Linked DNA regions of Homo sapiens: regions 1 and 3 are each linked to region 2. The links are chromatin loops, found by intact Hi-C in ENCODE. Cell type or tissue: ascending aorta. All regions are shown on one strand.

Evidence for each region. Peaks named below come from ENCODE experiments on the same cell type or tissue, not always from the same donor. Only the 100,000 strongest peaks of a DNase experiment are listed, where the experiment ranks them.
Region 1: it touches region 2 in a loop (3-fold over the local background); 47 of 110 quality-filtered maps call a loop at or near these places.
Region 3: a loop joins it to region 2, with 6 times the contacts of the local background. A loop is called at or near these places in 25 of 110 quality-filtered maps.

Annotation. Positions count from the first base shown.
Region 1 is chr1:33,364,656-33,372,655 of GRCh38, reverse strand. It overlaps PHC2 (polyhomeotic homolog 2), which reads left to right. Exons shown (of 15, transcript NM_001385109.1): 3 at 209-367; 4 at 1,562-1,639; 5 at 2,071-2,235; 6 at 4,034-4,120; 7 at 5,228-5,540. Among named protein-coding and RNA genes, the nearest start is that of PHC2-AS1, 18 kb to the right of the region's middle. RefSeq lists enhancers at 5,018-5,921, 7,310-8,000. In ascending aorta, a CTCF peak has its summit at 4,696 (motif pointing right); DNase peaks (open chromatin) are centred at 4,715, 4,976 and 5,742; H3K4me3 peaks cover 512 bases; H3K27ac peaks cover 3,739 bases.
Region 2 is chr1:33,124,119-33,132,118 of GRCh38, reverse strand. It overlaps a transcript of AZIN2 not described here and a transcript of ZNF362 not described here. Among named protein-coding and RNA genes, the nearest start is that of AZIN2, 47 kb to the right of the region's middle. RefSeq lists a silencer at 1,509-1,588 and enhancers at 4,159-4,578, 4,536-5,039, 4,106-5,305. In ascending aorta, a CTCF peak has its summit at 4,748 (motif pointing right); DNase peaks (open chromatin) are centred at 4,688 and 5,102; H3K4me3 peaks cover 2,016 bases; H3K27ac peaks cover 1,229 bases.
Region 3 is chr1:33,251,637-33,259,636 of GRCh38, reverse strand. ZNF362 (zinc finger protein 362) reads right to left here and starts at 3,145. Exons shown (of 9, transcript NM_152493.3): 1 at 2,983-3,145. RefSeq lists an enhancer at 2,395-2,689 and silencers at 3,155-3,214, 3,657-3,756. In ascending aorta, no CTCF peak of the experiment used is centred here; DNase peaks (open chromatin) are centred at 2,393, 2,656, 3,126, 4,046 and 1 weaker place; H3K4me3 peaks cover 4,313 bases; H3K27ac peaks cover 4,392 bases.

The DNA.
Region 1 (8,000 bases), 240 kb before region 2:
AGACAAAGTTAGACATGATGAAGAAGCTCTGCGAACAGCTGTCCTCCCACTGCCCTAGAGAGTGGCCACAATTGGCTGTGGTGGTGGTCACAGATCTTGGTGTCTCCCGAGCAGTTATAGAGACCTGGGGTGGGCAAGGCATTACTGCCAAAGGGGTGTTCTGTGTGGCAGCTACCAGCCTGGCTCTTCCCCCTCCCTCCCTTCTCAGGTGATCCAGCAGGCCCTGCACAGACAGCCCAGCACGGCCGCTCAGTACCTGCAGCAGATGTACGCCGCCCAGCAGCAGCACCTCATGCTGCAGACCGCGGCGCTCCAGCAGCAGCACCTCAGCAGCGCCCAGCTCCAGAGCCTGGCAGCCGTACAGCAGGTGAGACTTGGGAAGGACCTTGAGGCTGGTGCCAGGCATCCTGGTTGTGGAAGCAAAAGGGAGAGGAAGCAGGCACCGCACCTGCGCTTCACATCCTTCTCTTACCTGCAACCTAAAGAAGTCCTTGTGACACGAGCACTACTGTCATTATCTCCTTTTGGCAGATGAAGGACAGAGCCCAGGGTCATGCAGCTAGTGACTATAGCGGCGGAATGCTAGCCCATGGAAGAAGTGCCGGGGAGCCCCTCTCCTAACCACCTTACCGCAGGTCTAGGGAAAGGACTGTGGGTTCCAGGGAAGCGTTCGTGAACGAAGGGCACTGCCTGTTTAGCTTGTCTGCCCATTGTTGCTCTCTCTCCTCCTTAGCTGAGAAGAACACATTCATTTATCCATTCAGAAAAACATTTTATGTACCTTCTGCATGCAAAGTTTGTATCAAGCACTGGGTATACTGAGCACCCTGTCTTCTTGGCACTTACAATAGGAGACAGCAAGTAAACAGGAACCAGAATAGCCAAGGAAACAAAATATTTAAATCTCTAAGTTACAATAAGCGCCATGAAAGAGAAGAACAGATTGTTCTGACTGAAGGGCAAGGTAGACGGCCTTGCATTGCATGGTCAGGAAAAGCCTGTCTGTTGGAGTAACACTGGAGCTGACACTTGAAGGATGAGAAGCCGGCCATGGGGAGAAGGGCAGTTTGGACACTCCAGCTCATGTCTGCAAATTCTCTGTGGGGGGCGGTGGCTGGGTGTGATGGCAGTGGCCAAGTGTGATGGCGGTGGCCGGGTGTGATGGCGGTGGCCAGGTGTGATGGTGGTGGCTGGGTGTGATGGTGGTGGCCAGGTGTGATGGTGGTGGCTGGGTGTGATGGTGGTGGCCGGGTGTGATAGTGGTGGAGTGGAGGGCTCCACACACCGAAGGCGGTGGCCTAATAGTTGGAGTGCTCAGTGGCAATGCCTTGCCTTATTCAGTCCTCTCAGCAATCCTATCAGGCAGGTACTGTTAGCATCCTCACCTATTCACAGAGGAGGCGGGATACTTGCTGTGGGCCACATAGAGGCAGGTTGGGGGCTGACCTCCAGAGGCTGTTGTCCTTAACACCAGCCTGCAGCACCTCCTGTGGATGATGAGAGCCCAGGAGTGACTGGGGGAGGTCTGGGACTCTAGCAAGAGGAGTTTGTTCTTTCCTAGGCAAGCCTGGTATCCAATAGACAAGGAAGCACTTCAGGCAGCAATGTGTCTGCGCAGGCCCCGGCCCAGTCATCTTCGGTGAGTAGAATGGGGGAGCAGCAGCAGAGTCCACAGCCCCAGGACCAAAATGCCCAAGTTCCCAGACCCAGTTGTGGTGAATCCGTGGCCATGTAGCATCATGGCTGGAATCTATTGCCCTTACCGGGAAGAAAAAGAAAAGGGCATGTCTCTTACTGACCTTTAGGTTAGTAACTCCCTGTCATCCTCCCAGTGTCAGGGCTCTCTGTGGATAGCTCAGTTCTCTCAACATGGGATCCCCCTGCAGCTCTGCACCAAGGTCAGAGATGGGACAGGGCTGGGGGATTGCTCCAAAGCCAAGGACCACAGACGTTCCTGAAGGAGGCTGAATAAACCAAGGAGCAAAAGAGGGGGGAGAAAGAAATGGATGAGGGGGACACAGCTCACCAACAGAACCTCCTATCTCCTACCGCACATGTCTCTCTCATTAGATCAACCTGGCAGCCTCCCCAGCAGCAGCCCAGCTCCTCAACCGGGCCCAGAGTGTGAACTCTGCAGCAGCCTCAGGCATCGCTCAGCAGGCTGTGCTCTTGGGCAACACGTCTTCCCCAGCCCTGACTGCAAGCCAAGCACAGATGTATCTGAGGGCACAGATGGTGAGTACCCATGGCCAGGGCCATGGCTCAGAGGCACCAGGAGGACAGAGGCAGAGAAGCTGGGAGCTGGGAGCTGGAGAAGGGTGGGGAGGAAGCACTAGGGGCAGGGGCAGGAGATAAGGGGTGGGATAAAGAAGGGGGCCTGGAAGGCTGAGTGGGAGCTTTGGTACAGCCTCGAAGAGTCATGAAGGGTGGGGCTCCAGACTGAAACAGAGAAAGTTCCTGCGATGCCACCTTTCCTTCTCCTCCTAGAGTGAAACAGAAGTGTCCCCTTATCAGAAACTCCTCAAAATTAATCAGGATGGGCAGAGTGGTTCATGCCCAGGTGGTCCTGGACACCCAGACATCCATATACTTGACAGAAATGGAGTCTTCCCCTTCCCACCATCCTTACAAGGACTGGCCACCTCTAACTCAAGGGCCAAAGATGCTTTCCAGCTTCAGCGTGCCTCCATTGCCCTCCCAGCGGCCCCCATTCTAATCAGGGTCAGGTGAGCTTGTTTGGGCAGGATATACTCAGGATAGCACCAACTCTTTCCTTTGCACCTATCCCTGAGGGGTGCAAAGGTCCTTAGGAGCCTACCAGGTCCCTAAGATTTAGGAGAATGCCCTGGGAAAATGGCAGCATACTCCCTGGGTGGCAGTAGCATGCAGCCCCAGCTAGGGCTCAGTCACTGTGGGTCGTGTCTCATACCTCCCATTCTGAAGTCTGCTCCTTCGGGCTCTTGACACACTATCCCGAAAGTAACACAGTCCCACCCCTCCCTTTGCTCTTATGGCCAGGACGTGACCCTCGGAGCTTGTCTGGTCTTGCTCCCGCACATTTGTTCTTGGCTCTGAGTTCATCATTTGAGGCGCATCTCTATCCCCAGGGAACAGCCTCTTAGACACAAGGCATGAAATAGACTTCCATCTCCTCGGGAACTGGACAGCCACACTGTGATGCTGCTGCCCAAAGCTGACTGTGTCTGCAGGTTGCTTGTCCCTATGTCCTACTCCACTGGGGTCGTGATGCCTGCCTGTCTGCCTCCCTCCCCAGAGCAGGGCATACACCCACAGAGGAAAAAGCACAGCTGCGCTATCGCAGAGTTCTAGGGAAAGCACCCTGTCAAGGCACCAGCACATCCACACTGATGCAGAGCTAGACTCCCACGGAGGTCGAGGTGTCATGCAGAGAACACCATGGATCCTGCACCCTGCAGGATGGGATTCAGACATGAGGACGGCTCCAGGCGGTCCGCTTCCTCTGCTGTTGTTGTCTCTAGGCCCCTCTGAATCTAACTTTGACTAGAAAATGACCAAAAGGATACATCGAACTTGATCCCCTGGAGGGCAGTCTCATCTTGGCTCAGCCCTGGGTTCAGCAGTGGGTTAGACCTGGAAGGTGGTCCTAGGGCATCCATCTCGCTTCCCAGGACGCTAAGGAGGTGGTGGCTTCAGCGTATCCTGGGGATATCGGTCTCCTCTAGGATGAGCCCCTCACAGAGGGTTCTGAAGGGAACTCGGCTTTGGTGTAGCCCCAGAGCGGCTCTCCCCACCCACCCCTGCACCCAGCCTGGGTCAGGATGCAACGAGCCTCTAGAGAAAGGCAGGCGCTCCCCTTGGACTCCCCCTTCCTTTCTGCTTCTACTGTCCTGCCCTTCCTCATAGCCGCTCCTGGGCTAAACAGTTGTGTCCTGTGGCTGAGTCCACATCGAGCAGGTAAAAGGCGCCTCGTTTCCTGTGATTCCAGGCCCAGCCAGGTAACCTGGTGCAGGTAGCTAGGAGCCTAGGCGGCACTGTTCCTTTGTCCCCTCAGCTCATCTTCACGCCCACGGCCACCGTCGCTACTGTGCAGCCTGAGCTCGGCACTGGCTCCCCCGCCCGGCCCCCCACCCCCGCCCAGGTGAGGACTCCATGCTTGTGGGAGGGCAGGGGGGTGGGCACCCCTGTAGAGGGGCACTGATACTGGGGAGGGGCACAAGGAGAGGCCGGGATCAGCTAGGAAAGCAGGCGGGAGACAGGACACCCCAATGCCCCCAGGCCTGCGCGTCTACCCTGTTCCAGAAGGCCTCAGTCCCTCCTGGCTCTGTTTCGTTCCCTCAAACACAGGTCAGGAGCCAGAGGGCAGCCTGCTGAGGCCAGCATGATTTGCCAGGGAGGGGTGGGCTGTGCTACCCTCCATACTTTACACCTGCCCCAGCATAGCTGGTCTGGCTGCTGCTGCTTCATAAGTGGAAAGTCCCGCTCCGGTTACACACGGTAGTGCTGCTAGGACTCGAGAAAAATGACATGTAAGAGGGAGCAGAGACGTGTCCTGCTCTGCTAGGAGCGCACAGATACTACCGTGGCTGGGAAGATTCTGTGGGCAGCCGGGGAAGGAACCCCTAGCACTCGCATCTCCCCATCCTCATCTACGGAATGGGGAGGGTGATGGGACAGGGCTGGTAGCCGGATTTTCAGAGTCTGGCACAGCCTCCCTGTGTCCAGCAGAGGGCGCCAGGGACCGGGCTGAGTAAGCATGCCGGCCGTCTTGGAAGAGCCGGTGGCAACCTTATTCTGAGACAAGATATTTGCCCGGTGGCCTTCCTGGTCAGTTAACTTCCACTTTTGCCCTGGCCTTTTCCAGTGTGGGAAGCCCCATGCTCCCCCTCACTGGGAATTATTTCTGGGTGGTGTGCATCCAATCCTGAAAGTGTTGGGGAGGAGGGAGGGCAACAGAAGGGACAGAGCCTGGCCTCCCCACCCCTGCCCGCCCAGCTGGGCAGCAGGTCCTTCTCAGAACTCAGCCTCTTCTGCTGCTGGATGCAGTCACAGCGAACCCTCTGGCCCTCTTTAGCAACTCCACGTGCTTCTGGTTCCTCTTCTAGCCCCTAACACATTCTCTCTCTCTGATTTGACAACCTCCTGTTCTATTCAGCCATTCCTGGATCCATCCCTCTCTCCCTCTTAGTTGTATACTGGCATTGCTCCTGCCACATTCTCTGGACTCCCACAGACCCCTCTTTTCCAGGTACAGAACTTGACCCTCCGAACACAGCAGACACCAGCGGCAGCAGCCTCGGGCCCCACCCCCACTCAGCCTGTCCTGCCCAGCTTGGCCCTGAAACCCACGCCGGGCGGTAGCCAGCCTCTGCCTACCCCAGCACAGAGCAGAAATACTGCTCAGGCTTCCCCTGCAGGTGCCAAGCCTGGCATAGCTGACAGTGTGATGGAGCCACACAAGAAAGGAGATGGCAACAGCAGTGTGCCAGGGAGCATGGAAGGCCGGGCTGGGCTCAGCCGGACGGTTCCTGCTGTGGCTGCCCACCCCCTCATTGCACCAGGTAAGGTCTTCAGGAAGCAGGAATCCTTTCCCAGAAAACTCAGGGCCGTGAGTCAGGAGGAGACTTTCACACTTTCCTTTTTCCCATGGATTTGCAAAGATACCAGCCATGGATCTCTCTCTCCTCCCTCCCTATCTCAAAATGTCCATCAGCTCCTGGCTCTGTGCCATGCTTCTGGTCTAACTTTACGCAGGGCAGCCATGTTAGTTGGAATAAAGGAGTCCTTCTGCACTGTAGGCACAGCGATGAATCAGGGTACGCAGCCACAGCGGTGGAGCTGTGGGCACAACCTGGAGTGGCTGGAGGCAGGCAGTTGAACTATTTTGAAATTCTCCAAGACTCAGCAAAAAGGCCAGGGGCTAGCCAGAAGCATGTAAGAACCAGACAGAGAGATGGGAATGTAGGAAGTTTATTTTTCTCATCATTCAGCAAGCATTTGTTGATTAGTATTTGCCAATCATGTTGCCAATTCTAGGTGTGCAGAGATAAATGAGACTCAGGTCCTGCCCTCCACAGTGTAGCTGGGGAGACAGAGAGTGCAGTGCATATGCCATAATAGATCTAAGCTCTGAACACTGTCAGAACAGAAGAGCTATGTGGCTTGAGGAGAGGAGCTAGGAAAGGCTTGCTAGTGAGGGTAACACTTGAGAATAAATCTAGGAGCTTGCTTGTGAGGCAGGTCCGATGAATCCACATGCCCTGCTAGACCCCTTTCCCTGCCTACTAAAACTCTCCCTGTGCTGCCCATTGTAGGCAATCTTTAATGGGAAAATCTGCCAAGAGCCCAAGAAGCCAGGCCTATCGATCTAGGTAACAAGACCACCCTGTTTTACCATAGAAATAAATAGAGTGGCGAAGCACATGGCTTTGCATTAAAGAGAGGGTCACGCTGATCGCATCCCTGAGACAACCACTAACCTCAGTCCTCTCTCAAACCATTTTACCATCCAATCTAATCTGTGGGGTTTTTTCTTGAGAAAATACATCAAGAATATATCTCAATACATCTTTGTCAAAATAAGATAGGATTTTTATTTTTCCCTAGAGTGTGCAGTCAAAAGAAGGGAACCAGATATAGAAGCAAATCCATTCCACTTCATAAATTCTATTTTAGGACTAAGTACCAGGTACAGTGTGGGCACAGATGGTCAGCTGCCTGTCAGGCAGAATGGGTCAGAGATGCCGTCCTTCAGAGGACATGGCACATGAGCCTTGCGGCACGAGCATGTGACCTGACAGACAGAGTGGGGAAGGTTCCCAGGCAGAGAAAAGCAAAGCAGCGCACATGGCACTGAGTTAGGAGGAAACGGGGTCAAAATCCCTCATTCACCTTCTTGAGGCTTCAGAAGTCACCCAGGGGCAAAGGGTCAGTCGCTGCATTCCAGTGGTCACCGCTGAGCCAAGAAAGGCACCTCCCCACGGAGGCCTCACGGCCCTGTGGCTTCAGATGTTTCTCACTGTCTGGCATGGCTTTCTCCAGAAAGTGGCCCAGCCTCTTCCTTTTATGGAAAAAGAAAGTGAGGCTCAGAAGGGTAGACTGGGGGCTCTTTCAATGCGTTGAAAGCAGCTTGGACTACAGCTGAGACCCCAGATGAGCACTTCTTCTAGTTTCTCATTCAATCCGCATGCCCTGGCGGACCATCTGCGTCTCAGGCCTTCCTGAGAACCCCCTTCCAGCCCAGGCCGAAATGTAACCTCTCTCTAAATCTAAGCCAGCCCCCCAAGTTCTAACACTGTTCAAAAGAAAGACTAGTTCTTGGGTTCCTCCTAAGGCTGCTAGGCAACTCAGTTCTCAAGAAAACTGGACAGAAACGGGACCAGCACTCACAGGACGTCCGTCGTGTGCTAGATAACGTGCCCTGCATTGTATGCATCACGCTTCTTTAAACCCTGGAAAGATCCCTGTCCGGTAGCTGTCTTTATCCATTTTACAGATGAGCAAACTGAAGCTCAGAGAGGTTCTCCAGGAGCTTACCACATCCGTCACGCACTCAAAGTCACCTAAGTAGTAAGTGGCAGGACTGGGGGCCATAGCTGGCTGAGTCAAACACTGTTCTTCATCTCAAGCCAGATCGTCCCTCTCAGTTCTTACAGTAATCTGGGGCCTCCTCAGCCTTTCCTGTTTCTGACCCAAAGCTGAAAGTATCTGGGGGGTCTAAGCCTATTGAGGGTTTGCAGAGTCTGGTGGAGACCCCATGTAAAGGTAAACACCAGCAGGTGACAGGCTTGAGGCCCGAGGGCCTAAGGCTAACAGTGCCTGGCTAGAATGCAGTACAGAGACCAGTGGCTCCACAGAACTTTCTATGGAGCAGCTGTGAGCTGCAGCTCCACAAAGAACCTCTCCCCAGAGACACAAAGCAGTGGGCCTGCATTGTTCCTGCCTCCCACCATCCTGTTCATTCTTCCTCTCTCCCACCCCTTCCTCTCTGTAAGCCCAGAGATGGCGCTGCCCCACTCCCA
Region 2 (8,000 bases):
AACTGAGCTGATCAGAGTCTGTCTTCTCAGAAATTGGAATGTGGGATGTCAAATTCAAAAATGGAGCCCGGTCACATTAATGCCTGTGAAGCTCTGCTGCGAAGGCCCCTCGAGCCTGCTCCTTGCCCAGACTGCTCAATCAACCATGCCTTGATTCAGAAGGCCCTTGCAATCAATTCCCCTAACATTTAATTTTCATTTCCCCTCAAGGTTTCTGTTACTTTCAATGAAAAAAAAACAAACCTTTCATTAACTAAAATTAAAGTCACTGAGAGAGATAAAGTTGGTAGGGAATACAGATTTAGTCAGTGAGGTCCAACATAAATATAATGTGAGGTATATTTAATAGATAATTTTAAATTTCCTAATAGCCATATTTTGGCTGTTAAATTTTCTAATAGCCAAAATAAGTAAAATCTATTATTTAAATTAATTTCACTAATTTAAAAAGAAATGTGTGAAATTAATTTAATATATTTTAATTATTTATTTTATTTCTTTTAAACATACAAAATGTTATCCAATGATAATACTAAAATCAATATTCAATATTTAAAAATTATTGAAATCGTTTACAATCTTTTCTTTTGAACTACATCTTTGAAATCTAGGGTGTATTTTACACTTATAACACATTCAATTTGGACTGGCCACATTTCAAGTGTCTCATAGCCACAGGAAGCCGGTGGCTAACATAACAGACAGCACAGATTTAGACCCTCAGAGCCCTGCAGGAGTGGCTAAAAAGTCCTAGCCTCAATCTTACTGTTTCTCTGCAACCAAGTTATGAACAGTATGAAGGCAGGGACTTGTGTGTTTACTTGTTTGTCCCCAGTGCCTAGCACAGAGAAAGCACTTAGTAAACATTTGTGGAGAGAATGGCTAGATGAAGAGGAGAATGGTATACCATACACTTTGACAAGTAAATCAAACTCAGGAAAGAGAATTCCCTCCAGCTCTTCCTTGATTCTATTTTTCTGCATTATTTCTTCCCCAGCTCACAGTGGCTGTTTTCTTTGACCAACCTTGAGTCTGCTTTGTTGATCTATCTTGTTGTTGCCAGAAATCTCAAGGAGCCACTTTTAAAACTCATCCCCAGTGACCTGCATGCTGGCAGCTCTAGCAAATACCATCCCTCACATTACCAAACACTGGCATTGCTCTCTCCTCTGCCTTATCCCTCCTTCCCACATCCAACTCCATTGCCAAATGTCTTCTGTTCTTTTTCCAGACATATCTCAAATTCATCTTCTGCTCTTCACCTGCACAGCCACTGCACAATTCAGGTTCTCATTATTAGAGAGATGGCCTACAACCACCACCCTCTCCTAATTTCTCTACTTCTGTCTTTGCTTCTAATCCCTCTGTATTAGTTATCTATTGCTGCCTAACAAATTACCTTAAAATTAGGTAAAACTTAAAACCACGAATATTACTTATCTCCCTTTCTGAGGGTCAAGAACCTGGGTATGGCTTAACTGGGTCCTCTGGCTTAGGGCCTCTCACATGGCTGCAATCAGGTGTTGGCTGGGGCTGCAGTCATTCTAAGGCTTGCCTGGGGGAGGATCTACTTTCAAGCTCACTCACAGCTGTTAGAAGTCCTCAAGTCCTTGCTAGCCGTTGATTAGTCATCTGTTCTTTGACACATAGACCTACCCACAGGGCAGTTCACAAGATGGCTGCTGTGTTCCCTAAGAGCAAGTGAGCAAGAGAGCAAGAGAAGGTGCCCAAAACAGAAGCCACAGGGAGTTTTTGTAATCGAATCTCAGAAATGACAACCCGTCACTTCTAACATATTCTATTCATTAGAATGGAATCAATAAATTCCATCCATACTCAACGGGAGGAAATCACACCAGGGTGTGAATACTGGGATGTGAAATCATTAAGGACAACTCAGAGACTGCCTACCGCATCCTCTTCCTTGCCTCCTAGTGCACCATCTAAAGTGCAAAGCTACGGCCAGGTGCAGTGGTTCATACCTGTAATCCCAGCACTTTGGGAGGCCAAGGCAGGTGGATCACGTGAGGTCAGGAGTTTGAGACTAGCCTGACCAACATGGTGAAACCCCATCTCTACTAAAAATACAAAATTAGCCAGGCATGGTGGCTCATGCCTGTAATCCCAACTACTCGGGAGGCTGAGGCAGGAGAATCGCTTGAACCCGGGAGGCAGAGGCTGCAGTGAGCCAAGATGACCCCACTGCACTCCAGCCTGACCAACAAAAGCAAAACTCCGTCTCAAAATAAATAAATAAATAATGTGCAAAGCTGACCTCCTCTCTCCCCCGCTCAGAAATTCTGATGACTTGCTGATACTTCGGAACATCACCCTTTATTGTCCAAAAGATCACCAGAATGGGTAAATAGTAGAAAAGGAGAGCTTTATCGGTGATATTAGTTTGCAAACCAGGAAGAGAATCTCCAGTGTGGACCAAATGTGTTTTCTCTTCGAGAAGGGAAGGAGCAGGTTGGGTTTTATGCCTCACAAGGTCCATATTTACACAAAAGAGTCATACATATTTAGCAGATTGTGGGGGAAGACTATATATATTTATGAGGGGAGCTGAGTGCATGCACAATGCGTAAACATATATGTAACACTCATCCCATGCTCACTTTGGGGCAGAATTTTAGCATTAAAATGAGGTAGAATTTGACTCTTTATATCAAAAGATGAACCACAGGACCCAAAGACAGTCTGTGTACCGCCTTTATCAGCTGGTGAAACTGGCTTAAGGTCTGCAGTTGCTTATCAGAAGAGAATGTTTGTAAGGCCGGTCCTCTGTCCAATCAGAGTTGTAGTGGTCTTGGGTTGTAAATCAGAGTTAGGAGGGATATGATGAACCCCCAACCCATAAGTAACTTTAACTTTGGTTTCTTTAATCTTAGGGTCTGTCTTAGTTGATAAGAAGTGTCTTCTTAGATCACTTCTTCGTAATATGCCCCCAATCTCCATTCCATTCTTACCTTCCATCCTATACTCCGGTTCCCAGAAAGGGCTCTGAATCATCAAACTACCATTCCCTTGTACACGCCAGTGCCCTGGTCTGGAATGCTCCCCTCAACTTCCCCAGACTTTTCTACCTGGCCAACTCCTACTCATTCACCAAGACCTGCTGCTTTTGCCACGCCTGTCCTAATCCTGGCCGGCAGCTTTATCTATCCCTAATCAGACCTCCCTTGGTGCCCTGTGCTTTCCACTAACACAGCACTTACCACACCAAATCACAATTATCTCCACTTGGATATCTGAAAAGATCTCAAATGAAACATGTTCAGAAGTTCATTTCTACTGATTTTTCCATAAGTAGGATTTAGTAGGAGGTGGATCTTGAAGCCATCCATTCTGACTTCTCCCAGAAGCCTTGCCCCTGGTCTGAGAGACAAGTTATAGGACCTCACCAACTTCATTAAAATTACAAAAATGCCCAGAGAGCAGCCACTTTGTAATAGGATGCTACCAAATAAATACATCTGATGCTTTAAAGGCAATTAGGATCATAACAGGCTCCCTGTAGACACAGGAAGAGGGTGGGGCAGGTATAGTGATTGAGATTCAGATTAGGCAGAGACTTTCCCAATCTGCCTCCACTAGTTGCTATCTGTTCTAGACAAGTTACTTCATACGTAAGCCTCATTTCTCAATTTGTAAATGAAAATAACTTACCTGGTTACTGTGGTTACCATGTGTCAGGTGCTGTTCTGAGTGCTTTAAATACGTTAAATTTTTTGTTCTTTTGGAGACGAGGTCTCACTCTGTTGCCCAAACTGGAGTGCAGTGCCCCACTCACGGCTCACTGAAGCCTCGACCTCCCAGGCTCAAGCAATCCTCCTCCCACCTCAGCCTCCAGAGTAGCTGGGACCGCAGGTGCTTGCCACCACGCCTGGCTGATTTTTTTTTTTTTTTTTTTTTGGAGAGGTGGGGAGTTTCACTATTTTACCCGGGCTGGTCTTGAACTCCTGGGCTCAAACAATCCTTCCACCTTCGGCCTCCCAAAGTGCTGGGATTACAGGTGTGAGCTACCGTGCCCAACCTAAATATGTTAAATTTATTTATCTTTAGAATAATGGTATAAGGTAGATACTATTATCCTATTTTACAGAGTCAGAAACTGTGGCAGAGAGTAACTTAGGCCAGGATACACAGCTAATAACTGGCAGAACCAGGATTCCAACACAGGCAGTGGAGGGTAGGAGTCCTTGTCATTAAGACGCACTGCACAGGCCTGTGTCGATTAATTGAATAATGCGAGTGAAGGCGAGAGCAGGGCCTGGCAAGCAGTAGGCACGCTTGATTATTTTAAAATGTAAAACTCCTTGGCCTAGAGATCAAGAATTATTTCAAAGACCTTTATATTCTGCGTGAACCCAGCAGGTGTTTTCCCTCGCATATGAAATTGATGGTTGAGAAGGACATCGGAGACAAGTCTTAGGTTCGTACAGCCTTTCGGTTCTTTTACCCAGATCCTCCGTTTTTAAGTAGAAGCGAAAGTAGCTGATGCGCAAATAAGCCCACTTCCGGTGTTACCCTGGGCCTTTTTCCAGCTGAGCAGAGATAAGGTCGCCCGCTTCCCACGCCGCCTCAGTCCCGGGTTGACCCCTTTCCCGTGAGAGCCCCGCCCTCGGCGAAGGTTCGGTTTAACATTGGTTGAGGTTGGAAGACTGAGCTGCGCCTCTCCGTCTTTCAACCAATGGACTTCCCTGTTCCTTCTCACCGTTTGGTAAAGTCGGTCCCTCCTCCCAGCCGCCAGAGGGCGCGACATCGCGTGGCTCGAAGCCTAGAAGGCTCTCGAATACGGAAGTGACTTTACGCTACCGGAAGACCGTGGCTTCAAGGGATGGGGGCCGTGAGCTGGGGGTTCCGGTGGCTGGAAGCTGAGCAGTCATGGTTCCGCCAGGCAATCGTTTCCACTTCTGAGAGTCTCATATGCTCAGATGAGAAAACGGAGGCTTTTGGAGGAAGGAGCTTCTCATATTTACACAGCGAAAAACTCCTCAGACAAGCGCGCTTCCCATACGACTCACCAGGACAAAGGGACGATCCATGAGGGTATTTGCTCAGCCTGAGGAATCCCTGAGGCAAGTCTCACAGAACTGTGCCCATTCCACAGATGGAGAAAGCGAAACCCAGAGAGGGACATGCAGCGTACAGGGACTTGCCAGAGTAGGGTTACCATATTTAGCAAATAAAATGCAGGATGCCCAGTTGAAGTTGAATTTCAGGTAAACGACGAGTAATGCTTTAGTATAAGACTATCCCAAATATTGCAATGAGACACGTATGCTAAAAAATTACTCATTGTTTTTCTGAATTCAAATTTATCTGGATGTCCTGTATTTTATTTGGCGATCCTACCCCAAGGTCACCTAACTGAGTGGAAAAACAGAAAGCGCTATTGGGGGGGTCCTACGTGCCTCCCTGCCTGGGGCTCACTAGTGTATGGAGCTGGCTTGTTCCCAGGTGCTATTCTGAGGTTATTTTAAAGGCCCCCAGCTCATGCCAGTCAATGGTCTTCCTAGTGCAGGATCTAGACCTATTCAGGAGCTGACAAGGAGCCACATCCCCCACTCCCATTCAGGGGTACCGCACCACCACCACCCAAACTAGTTTATTCAAAAGACACTAAGTGTCTACTCTGTGGTAAGCACAGTCTTAGGTTCCAGATCACACTAGAAAGTAGGAGAAACACTCCCTGTCTTTATGGAATCAATAGGATTAGATACGCAGGAAGACAAGTATTTAGAGAGGAAAACTACAGTACATTGTGATCAGTAGTTCTTTAATAGGGACAAATACAGGATGCATGAAAGCCCGGAGATGGAACCCCTAATGAAGGAATAGAAAGTAAGAGAAAGGAGAGAGACACCCAAGCTGAGGCCTGAAAGATTCATTCCTTCATTCAGTAATTTCTTGAACATCTACATGAAGGACAGTATTCTAGGCACTGTGGACCCAGCAGTGAACAAAATAAACAAATCTTTGCCCTCAGAACTTAATTCTAAGTGAAATGTATAATATGTTAGACAGTGATCTATGGAGGAAAAAGTAAGGCTCTGAAGGGGATTATAGAATGCTGGGGCAGGAATGGAAATGTTACAGTTTTTTTGTTTGTTTGATTTAGAGATGGCATCTCACTATGTTGCCCAGGCTGGCCTCAAATTCCTGGGCTCAAGTGATCCTCCTGCCTCAGCCTCCCAAAGTGCTGGGATTACAAGAATGAGCCGTCACTCCCAGCCTGAAGTGGGTAGTCAGGAAGTTCTCACTGAGAACATTACATTTGAGCAAAGACCTGAAGGGATGAGGGAGAGAGATCTATGCAGAGATTTGGGGTTGTAAGTGTGTCTGGCATGTTACAGGAAAGGAAAGGAAAGGAAAGGAAAGGGCGTGTGATGAACAAGATTCCAATATGATAGCTTTCTAAGGGATTTTCAATGATAATTTTGACCATATGATTCTTGCCTTAAATATGGTCTTTAGAGCCTCATCCCTGTAAAATATGACCACATAAGTTGGTGGGGGCTACTTTGAACAGGATGTTTGGAAAAGGCCTTCTTGAGATGGCAACATTCAAGCCGAGGCCTTTAAGATGAGAATGAGCCAATGCTGGAGTAGCTAAGGGAACAGCAAAGGCGAAGACTTGGAGGCAAGAAAGAAGTCAGTAAATGTGAGAAACTGAAATGTGAGAAAAGAGTGGCATGAGATGAGGTGGGAGAGGTGGGCAGGGGTCTCAGGCAATTTAGCTTTTTTTGGCATCGCAGCGGAAATCAACTGAAGGGCTTTCAGCAGAGGACTGACAATCAGATCATTTTACTGGTTGAATTTACACAGGCTTAGCTGTTTACCTAAAGGTGCCAGGAAGAGGGTTTAAAATGGAGCAAAGGGATGAGTGGAACCCCTGTCCTCTTGCCTCCCCTTTGTTCCCTTTACAGCTGGAATGAGATGGCTTGGGCAGGTGGGTTTCCTAGGTGAGAGATGACTCCCACCCAGAGAGCCACCATCTCCCTCTGAGCTGGGGTGAACAGAGTTGACAACTTGCGTCTCTCTGACCTCCTCAAAGTTTCCTGGTTGGATCCCATTACTGGGTATATACCCAAAGGATTATAAATCATGCTGCTATAAAGATGCATGCACACGTATGTTTATTGTGGCACTGTTCACAATAGCAAAGACTTGGAACCAACCCAAATGTCCATCAATGATAGACTGGATTAAGAAAATGTGGCACATATACACCATGGAATACTATGCAGCCATAAAAAAGGATGAGTTCCTGTCCTTTGTAGGGACATGGATGAAACTGGAAACCATCATTCTGAGCAAACTATCACAAGAACAAAAAACCAAATACTGCATGTTCTCACTCATAGGTGGGAATTGAACAATGAGAGCACTTGGACACAGGTTGGGGAACACCACACACCGAGGCCTGTCGTGGGGTTGGGGGACGGGGGAGGGATAGCATTAGAAGATATACCTAATGTAAATGATGAGTTAATGGGTGCAGCACACCAACATGGCACATGTATACATATGTAACAAACCTGCACGTTGTGCACATGTACCCTAGAACTTAAAGTATAATAAAAAAAAAAGTTTCCTGACTGGGTCTGCCTTTCAGACTGTGGGCAGAGGTGAAGGAAGTACATGCCACTACCAGCCCTGAAGGTCTCCTCCCTCCACCCCTTTTGAGTATACTTTTTTTTCTTTTTTTTATTTTGAATACACTTTCAATTAATCTTCCCAAAGATCCTGACGTGCTTCTTCTGCTCCAGAAGCATAGCGGGCTCCCTACTGCCTACAGAATTAAGTTCAAACTCCTGGCTTTGTAATTCAAGGTCCTCTGTGACCATGCTGCACTGTGAGCTCCCTGAGAACTCAGAGGAGTGCTAAGTCCTGGACTAAGTACTTTATACCCATTTTCTTTTTTTATTTTTTATTGTTTATTTTTTTGAGATGGAGTCTTGCCCTGTCGCCTAGGCTGGAGTGCAATGGCAGGA
Region 3 (8,000 bases), 130 kb before region 2:
TGCATAGAAGGACAGATGGGTAGATTACTGAGATGACTAACCAATAAACTAATTAATGGATAATGAAAGAATAAAGGAATGATCTGGCAACAAATGAATGAATAAAATAGCCCGTGGCAGAAGAAGGAATGAATGGCTCCTCATTTTACAGAGAGATAAGACAGGAAAGTGTCTGCCCAGGGAAGGGCTAGGGCCAGCCTGGCTTCAGACCCGGTCCCCACCTTACCCACACACCTGCTTCCTCCTTTCCATGTGGGACCAACTTGCCTCCACCCCCCAAGACTGCAGATAGCCTATTCCTCAGTCCCTGGGATAAGTTCATGTCTCCATGGAGCGCTGGCCGTTATTCCATGACACCATCACCAGCACCACCATCCACTAGCAATTCCTGCCATCCTGGGGCCCGTGCAGCCTGGCAATGGGTAGAGGGGCTCATTGTCCCTCTGAGTGTCACAGAGGAAGGGAGGCAGGAGATCAGGGTCTGGTTCTGAGACCCAAATCACTGACTTCCAGCCAGTAGCTTCCCCTCTCTGAGCCCAGGTGACCTCCTGACATCTGAGCCTTTTCAGTCTGACATTCTTTGGGTGGGGTGGGCCTCTGGATGTTTACACAGTCACTGGGTTCAGCAGAAGAATTAGAGAGTCCAAAACCTAGAAGAGTCCTTCCCACAGCACCAAAGTCCACCTGGGAAAAGGCCAGGCGAGGAGCCTGCAGGCCTGAATTTAAGCCTCCTCTGCCACTGTTCAACCTCTCTGAGTCTTGGTTTCCTTATAATGAGGTTCATAATCCCCATTAGGACAATTTAACCCTAACTGAGTTTCTGGGAGAACCTGATGTGATAATCACCACACCATACTGTGAAAACTGTGAAGTTCAATTCTCTCAGGAAAGATTATGATGGCGGGGGTAGGAGGGGGTGAAGGGATCGTGCTGTCCCATTCTAGTCCAGTTCTGTTCAAAACGGATCTTCCAGGGGTCCAGGCCCGTCATGGAGAACAGTGGAGGGAGCCCAGCAGTGGAAGCCTGAACACCCAGGTCCCGGTCTCAGTCTCCTTCTACCTGGTAGCGTGACTTCAGGCAAGTCACTTCCTCTCTCTGGACCTCAGTTCCTCCATCTAAAAACCACCTGGCTTGGTACCCTCTGGCCAAGACATGCCATGTTCCACAGCCCTGAACCCCTAACCCCAGCTTTCAACCCCCGACTCTGGCTTCTGGGAGCTCACTCTGTCTAGTGGAGCCAGGACACAAACCAGGAGTGAGACTAGAAGGGTCTCCCCTCCAAGAAATGCTGGGGTAGGGGACACATGAGAGGCTAGGCCCAACACTGCCCCAGTGCCTTGGACAGCACCAGTCACCCCAGACCTTGTGGGCCTGGCCTTCAGATCCCCCTCGGCAGCCTGCGGAGCCAGCAGGCCCTGACCTGTCCAGCAAGATACTTCAGGAACTTAACCGAAGTCCAAAGTGCTTCTACCTCCCGGGCGTAGGGCAGGAGTGGCAGAAAGGAATAAGAGCATACTACAGGGGTGAGGCTCACACCGAGGAGGTCTAGCAAACCAGACTACCTTTCCTGCCCCTTCCCTCAGACGGGACCCACTGGGCCGCAGGCCTGCACCCAACCAAAAGTTCATCATAGGGTGGGGTCGGGGAAGACATTACCACCAGCTGCCACCTCTGGGGGCAGGAGGACCACCAGGTTGGGGAGGGGGCTCTCCAACTGCAAAGGGCCAAGCTCACTTGCCTCAGGGTCCAAGGGTCACCCCAGGGCTTGGGCGAGATTCCAGCCTACACGGGGGGTCCTGGCCACCCATGAAGGAGACAGGCCCACTGCCACACACACAGCTCCCGAAGGTTCCACACTGCTCGAGGGCAGGGTGGTGGGACAGCAGGATTATTTCCTCATGCCAGGGGTCTTTGCTGGAAATCCTGGACCCATTCTGAGCCCCTCTTGCCGGCCCTCTCCCCCAGATCTGAGGATCTAGCTCCTTACAATGCCATGTTTATAGAGCCCCTTCCAAATAAATGTTTCCCAGTTCCCCCAAAACTCCCATCCTCAACCCTCCACATCCGCCCCCCCACCCCCATCCCGCGCAGCTCTGAGGAAACCGGCAGTTAACTTTTCCCAAAAATCCTGCAAAGGCAGCTGGCTGGGGGAGAAATGGGCCTCGAGATCCTTTCGCGGCATTTCACCGCCTTCCAAAAAAAAAAAAAAAGAAAGAAAGAAAGAAAGAGAAGCAAAGCAAAGCAAACTTTCGGAGTTAACTTTAAATTCCCAGCCCTCCCCCCTCAAATCGCCCGGCAGCTTCCCTTTTTTTTTTTCTTTAAAGTGCAATTGCATTGTGTCTCACCTCCCCGAAAGGCTCGCGGCTCTCGCCAAAGAAAAGGAAAAAAGCCAACCCTTCGGGTGCCCCCTCTGCTTCCAGCCGCCTCTCCCACATTCTCAGACAGTTTTATTAAAATTTTCAGACAAAAGAAAAACAAAAATGGCAGCCTGGCTTATTTTTAAAACAGGACAGGGACGCCATATTCTGCAGATCTGCAAAAAAAGGGAGAAATCCGGCACTGGCTGCTCCACCGGGCCGGCTGCAAAGTGCGCGAACCGCGCCGTTTGCAATCCGTTTATTTGCATTATGCCCCATGAATCATTGTTTACCGGAGAATTGCAGCAGGGTTTGAATAGCCCGGCTTAAGAAAACACACACACACGCGCGCGCACACACACACACGCACACACACTCGGAGACCAGCCCCAGACACGCCGCGGGAGACACTTCCTACCCCGCGCGCCCCGCTGCCGCCGCCGCCGCCGCCGCTCTGGGCCGGGCCCGAGGCGCAGGCGGCCCCGGGCCCTCGGAGCGCCCCGGCCCGCGCTGACAGCGCCCGCGCCCCGGCCCGGCCCCCGCCCGCAACTCGGCGCAACTTTCCCGCGGGCAGGCGCCCGCCGCCGCTGGGCCCGCTCCCCGCGCGCCCCGGGCCCGCACGGACCTGGCTGTGCTGGCGGCGCCTCCGGGACGCGGCCGCAGCCCCGCGCCCGGCGGCCCGAGCAGGGCCGGGCTGGGGCTCCGGCACAGGCTCCGGGCTCGGGCTCCGGCTCTGGCTCGCTGCGGAGCCGCGCGCAAACCTTCCGGGTCGCCTGCTGTTCACTTCTGGGTTCTGCAAGCGCCGAGGCGGCGGCGGCGGCGGCGGCGGGAGGCTGGGTCTGCAGCGCCGCGCGGCCCCCAGTGCGCTCGGCGAGCCCCCGCGCCAGGCGCCCGGCTCCGGGGGGGCCGCGTCGGGCCCCCGCCTCTCCGGCTGCGCAGCCCGTCCGGCCCCGGGGGCTCCCGCGAGTGGGCAGCGCCGGGCGCTGGCGACTGCGCGAGAGGGGAGGGGGCCGGGCGGGGGGCGGGGGCGGGCCGCGCGCTGGGGCCCCCACTCGGGCCCCGGGGCCTCGTCTCGCGCTCGCCGTCGCCGCCGCCGCCGCCGCCGCCACCGCCTGGCAAAGTTGCGCTGCGCCCCCCGCCCGCGCCGCGCCGGAGGCAGAGCCACAAAGGAACTCCTCGCCCCCCTCCGCCCGCCTGAGCCGCGCGGGGAGGGCACCGGCGCCCGGCCCTAGGACAGCCCCTTCCCCAGCGCGGGGGCTCCCGGGGCCCCGGCGGCCGTGGCCATTGTCCTGCCCAGGCCCGGCGGCCGCCTCGCCACCCCACTCCTGGGTGATGGCAGGCTGGGGACTTGGGCCTGGCGGGCCACGGCCCTGACCAGGCCGAGCCCGCGCGGTGCCAGGCTGCCCCTGGGGGTCTCCCTCGAAGACGGCCGCCTGGAGGGGACCCCCAGGATGGACCCTCACCCCTGATAACGACCTGCTCAAAATCCAGGCCGATTTTTTTTTTAAGACGAGGACATAGGGGTGGGGAGTAGAAGTTTGCACAGGCCCAGCCACCCCTCCCTAGCCCTAGGCCGGATCCCCGACGGATGGGGCGGCCCGAAGCTGGCAGTGGCTCCTCTCGCAGAGTCTATCAGAGGTGGCACCGGCTGTCCCCCGGCTCCAGACCTCAGAGCCATCTGTGTGACTCCTCCTCCCGCCTCACCCTCCCCAGCCAATCAGTCACCAAGTCCTCCTGATTCGGCCTCCCGAGCTGTGTCAGCTTCCAAACTTACACTTCTACCTGAGGAGGCAGCCGGTTCCAGGATCCCTTCACCGGCTTAGATTTCTATGGCATCCACCACCCCCCGACCGCTGGGCCAGGATGGATCAGGGCTGGCCCTGCCCTCAGGGAGCGCACAGTCCCCCGGGAAGGGCACAGAGATAAACAATCATCTGCCAGCGTTTGTCCTCCAGGAAGCATTTCCAAATTCAGTAAATATTCATAGAGGACCTAGTAAACATCAACCACTGTTTTTAATAGCTGGTTGGCTGGAGCACAGCTATTAAAAAACTGGATAATGCCCCTGCCCTCACGAAGATTCTAGTCCAGCACAGGATGGCAAACACTGTGAGCAACTCGAAGACAGGGCCCATAGGGACTGCTTGTTCTCAATCCCCAAGCACAGTGCCTGGCACAGAGCAGGGGCACAAGAAATCTGTGTGGCATGAATTAGTTGGAATGTTAAAGCATGGCGGGAGAGCACAGAGGAGGCCACTCTTTCCTGGAGAGGTGGAGAGGGCTTCAGAAATTGGCTCTGGGGTGAGCGAGGTGGGGAAGAAAGGAAGGCCTTCCAGTTTCCAGAAATGACGATAATCAGAGGACCAACCCATTGTTGAGAAATTCAATGAGATAATAAATTAATAAACGGGAGAGAAGAGACAAATTGTCTGTGCAGAAGAATTCCAAATAATTTATGTAGACAATCAGGGAGGGGGAGCATCACTCCCTACTCTTTAGGAGTAGGCTGCAGATAGTGACGTCCTCCCCAAGCGCACAATATGGAAAGGGAGAGGAAAGGAGTAACTTTACAGGGAGAGAGCTGATGACTGCTACTCAGACAAGTGATCAAGGCCAAGATCAACAGCCACAAATCATGTTGATATGTGCTTGATACTATGTGATGAAAATGACACTTTACCTTTGTGGTCTTCCTCCCAATAACCCATAACCCCAGCCTTGTGAGAAAAACAGACAGACTCCAAGAGTGGGCTATCCAACAAAATTGCTGGCTGACCAGTACCCCTCAAAACTATCAAGGTCATCCAAATCAAGGAAAGTCCGAGAAACCATCACAGCCAGAGAGGAGCCTAAAGACACGGCCGGGTGCAGTGGCTTATGCCTGTAATTCCAGCACTTTGGGAGGCCGAGGCGGGAGGATCACCAGGTCAGACTTTAAGACCAGCCTGACCAACGTGGTGAAACCCCATCTCTACTAAAAATACAAAAATTAGCCAGGCGTGGCACGTGCCTGTAGTCTCAGCTACTCAGGAGTCTGAGGCAGAAGAATGGCTTGAACTCCAGAGGTGGAAGTTGCAGTGAGCCGAGATTGGGCCACTGCACTCCAGCCTGGGCAACAAGAGTGAAACTCTGTCTCAAAAAAAAAAAACAGACGAACTACTAAATGTAAAAGATATTAGGTAAAAACAATCTAAATAAACTATGGAATTTAGTTATTAATAACAATAATGTGTCAAGGAAAGTATCTACCAAGAATTATAACAAATCGTAACAAATAGTAACATAAGGTATTACTCATAGGAAAATTAGAGGAGGTATATATGGGAACTGTCTGTAATATCATCTCAATTTTTCTATAAATCTAAAAATGTTCTAAAACATAAAGTCTATAAATTTTAAAATTAATACCTTTAATTAATTAAGGCATTAATTAATTTTAAAAGGTATTAATCACGGCATTGCTGAGCAGTTCAATGAAATAATGCCCATCACAGCACCTAACACATTCTAAGCGCTCAAAAAAGTTATGTTATCATCAATATCATCATTATCATCATCATTCTAGGCACTTAGAACAGCACATGCAAAGGCACAGAAGTTTAGAATGGAGAGGCAGATGGGAGACAGGATCCTGAAGGCCTTGAGTGCTGAGCTGGGGCCTTTGGAAGGGATTTATGGGGGAAGGGTACATGCTGGCCCACCTTTGCCCCACGAGTCTCCTCCCTAGCCACCTGGAAAGCTGTGCTCCAGCCAGCCAAAGTGAGCTGCCATCTAAGGCCTTGCTATCTCACTTCTGAGGACTTTGCATATGCTGTTCCCTCTGCCTGGAACACCCTCCCTTGCCCTTTCGCCTCACCTTTTCTGACCACCTTCAATTTATCCTTCAGGTCTTAGCTTAGACATTTTCTTAAAAGCCTTCCAGAACCTTCCAAGATGCTATTAATATGATTTGGTTGGAGGCAGTTGGGGTGAGGTGCAGGAAGCTAGGGATGGAGAGACTGAGCTCAGCTCTTTGCCACTGGCACCCATCCCCCTTTCCCCCCAAATCCAGCCATACTAGATGCTGCCCTGTCTCTGAACACACCATCCACCTTCATGATGCCTGGCCTCTGCTCATGCTGTTCCCTCTGTCTGGTATTCTTAGTCCTTTTCTCCTCATCTCATCTCTGTAGTGAATACTTACTTATCAAGTCAGCTCAAACATCACCTCCTGTATGAAGCCATTCTAGATCCTTCACATAGAAAGGGCACTTTCCTTTGGTTCCCAAGGTGTCCATGGTCCTTCTGCCACACTGCTGGCAACACACTCATCACGATGCATCGGAATAAATGTTTGCTGAATGGATGGACAGCAAGCCCACTGTCATCCTCTCCAATTCTGCAAAGCTTTCCTCTAGGAGGCCCTCCATGGCAGCTCCAGCCCATTAACCCCTCTCCCTTTCTTTTTTTAGCAGTTAGCCCCTAATTGTATTCTAACTATTGTGTGTATAAGAATCAATCTCTTGGATTAGAGTACATTATTTAAGGAAGGAACCATGTCTCACACTTTCTGTTTTTTCACTCATTCAAGTATTTACAAAGCACCTACTCCAGTGTTTCAGTTAGGGTCCCAGGCTCTGGAGAGGCAGCAGTGAGGAAGACCCCAGCTCTGCACAAATAGAGCACTGTCTTAACCAGACTATGCCGCAGTAACAAAGAACTCCAAAATCTCAGTGACATAGCACAAGAGTCATTTATTGCCCACTTGTGCCACATGCCCATCATGGTTTCTCTACTTTAGTCACTCAGAGACCTAGACTGAGGAGTCCCTTCCATTTTGGAGCTGCACCCACTGGAACTTGTGACCTTCTCAGTTACCATGGCAGAAGAAAAGAGAATAGATGGTTTTTCTGGTTGTTGTTGTTGTTGTTGTTGTTGTTGTTGTTTTGAGATGGAGTTTCACTCTTGTTGCCCAGGCTGGAGTGCAATGATGCAATCTCGGCTCACCGCAACCTCTGCCTCCTGGGTTCAAGTGATTCTCCTGCCTCAGCCTCCCGAGTAGCTGGGAATTACAGGCACATGCCACCACACCTGGCTAATTTTGTATATTTAGTAAAGACGTATTTCTCCATGTTGGTCAGGCTGGTCTCAAACTCCCGACCTCAGGTGATCTGCCCGCCTCAGCCTCCCAAAGTGCTGGGATTACAGGCGTGAGCCACCACGCCCAGCCGAGAATGGATGATTTTTTTCAGGCATGGATTTTTCACTGCTTCTGCCTGGAGGTGACACACCCACCCCTTCTCACCATCCATTGGCCAAGACTAGTCACATGGTCCTGCCTACTGCAAGGGAGGCTGGGAAATACAGTGCTCCTCTGGAAAGAGAATAGACTGGACATGGGTGAGCTCTTCCACTGTCTGTCCCAGGAGAAAGAATTTAGCAAATAATTACTGAAGTAATGCTTTAATTAGGTCTCATACGAGGCTGGAAGTGTCTGAGAGAAGATCAGGGAGGGATTCCCAGAGTAAGGGACAATTAAGCTGACACCAGGGAAGAGTGTTTCCAACAGAGAGAACAGTACGTGAAGGTTCTGGGGCAGGGAGGAGTTTGACACATTGAAGGGCCAGAAAAGAGAGGGGAGCTGTGAAGTGACACTCAGGGCTA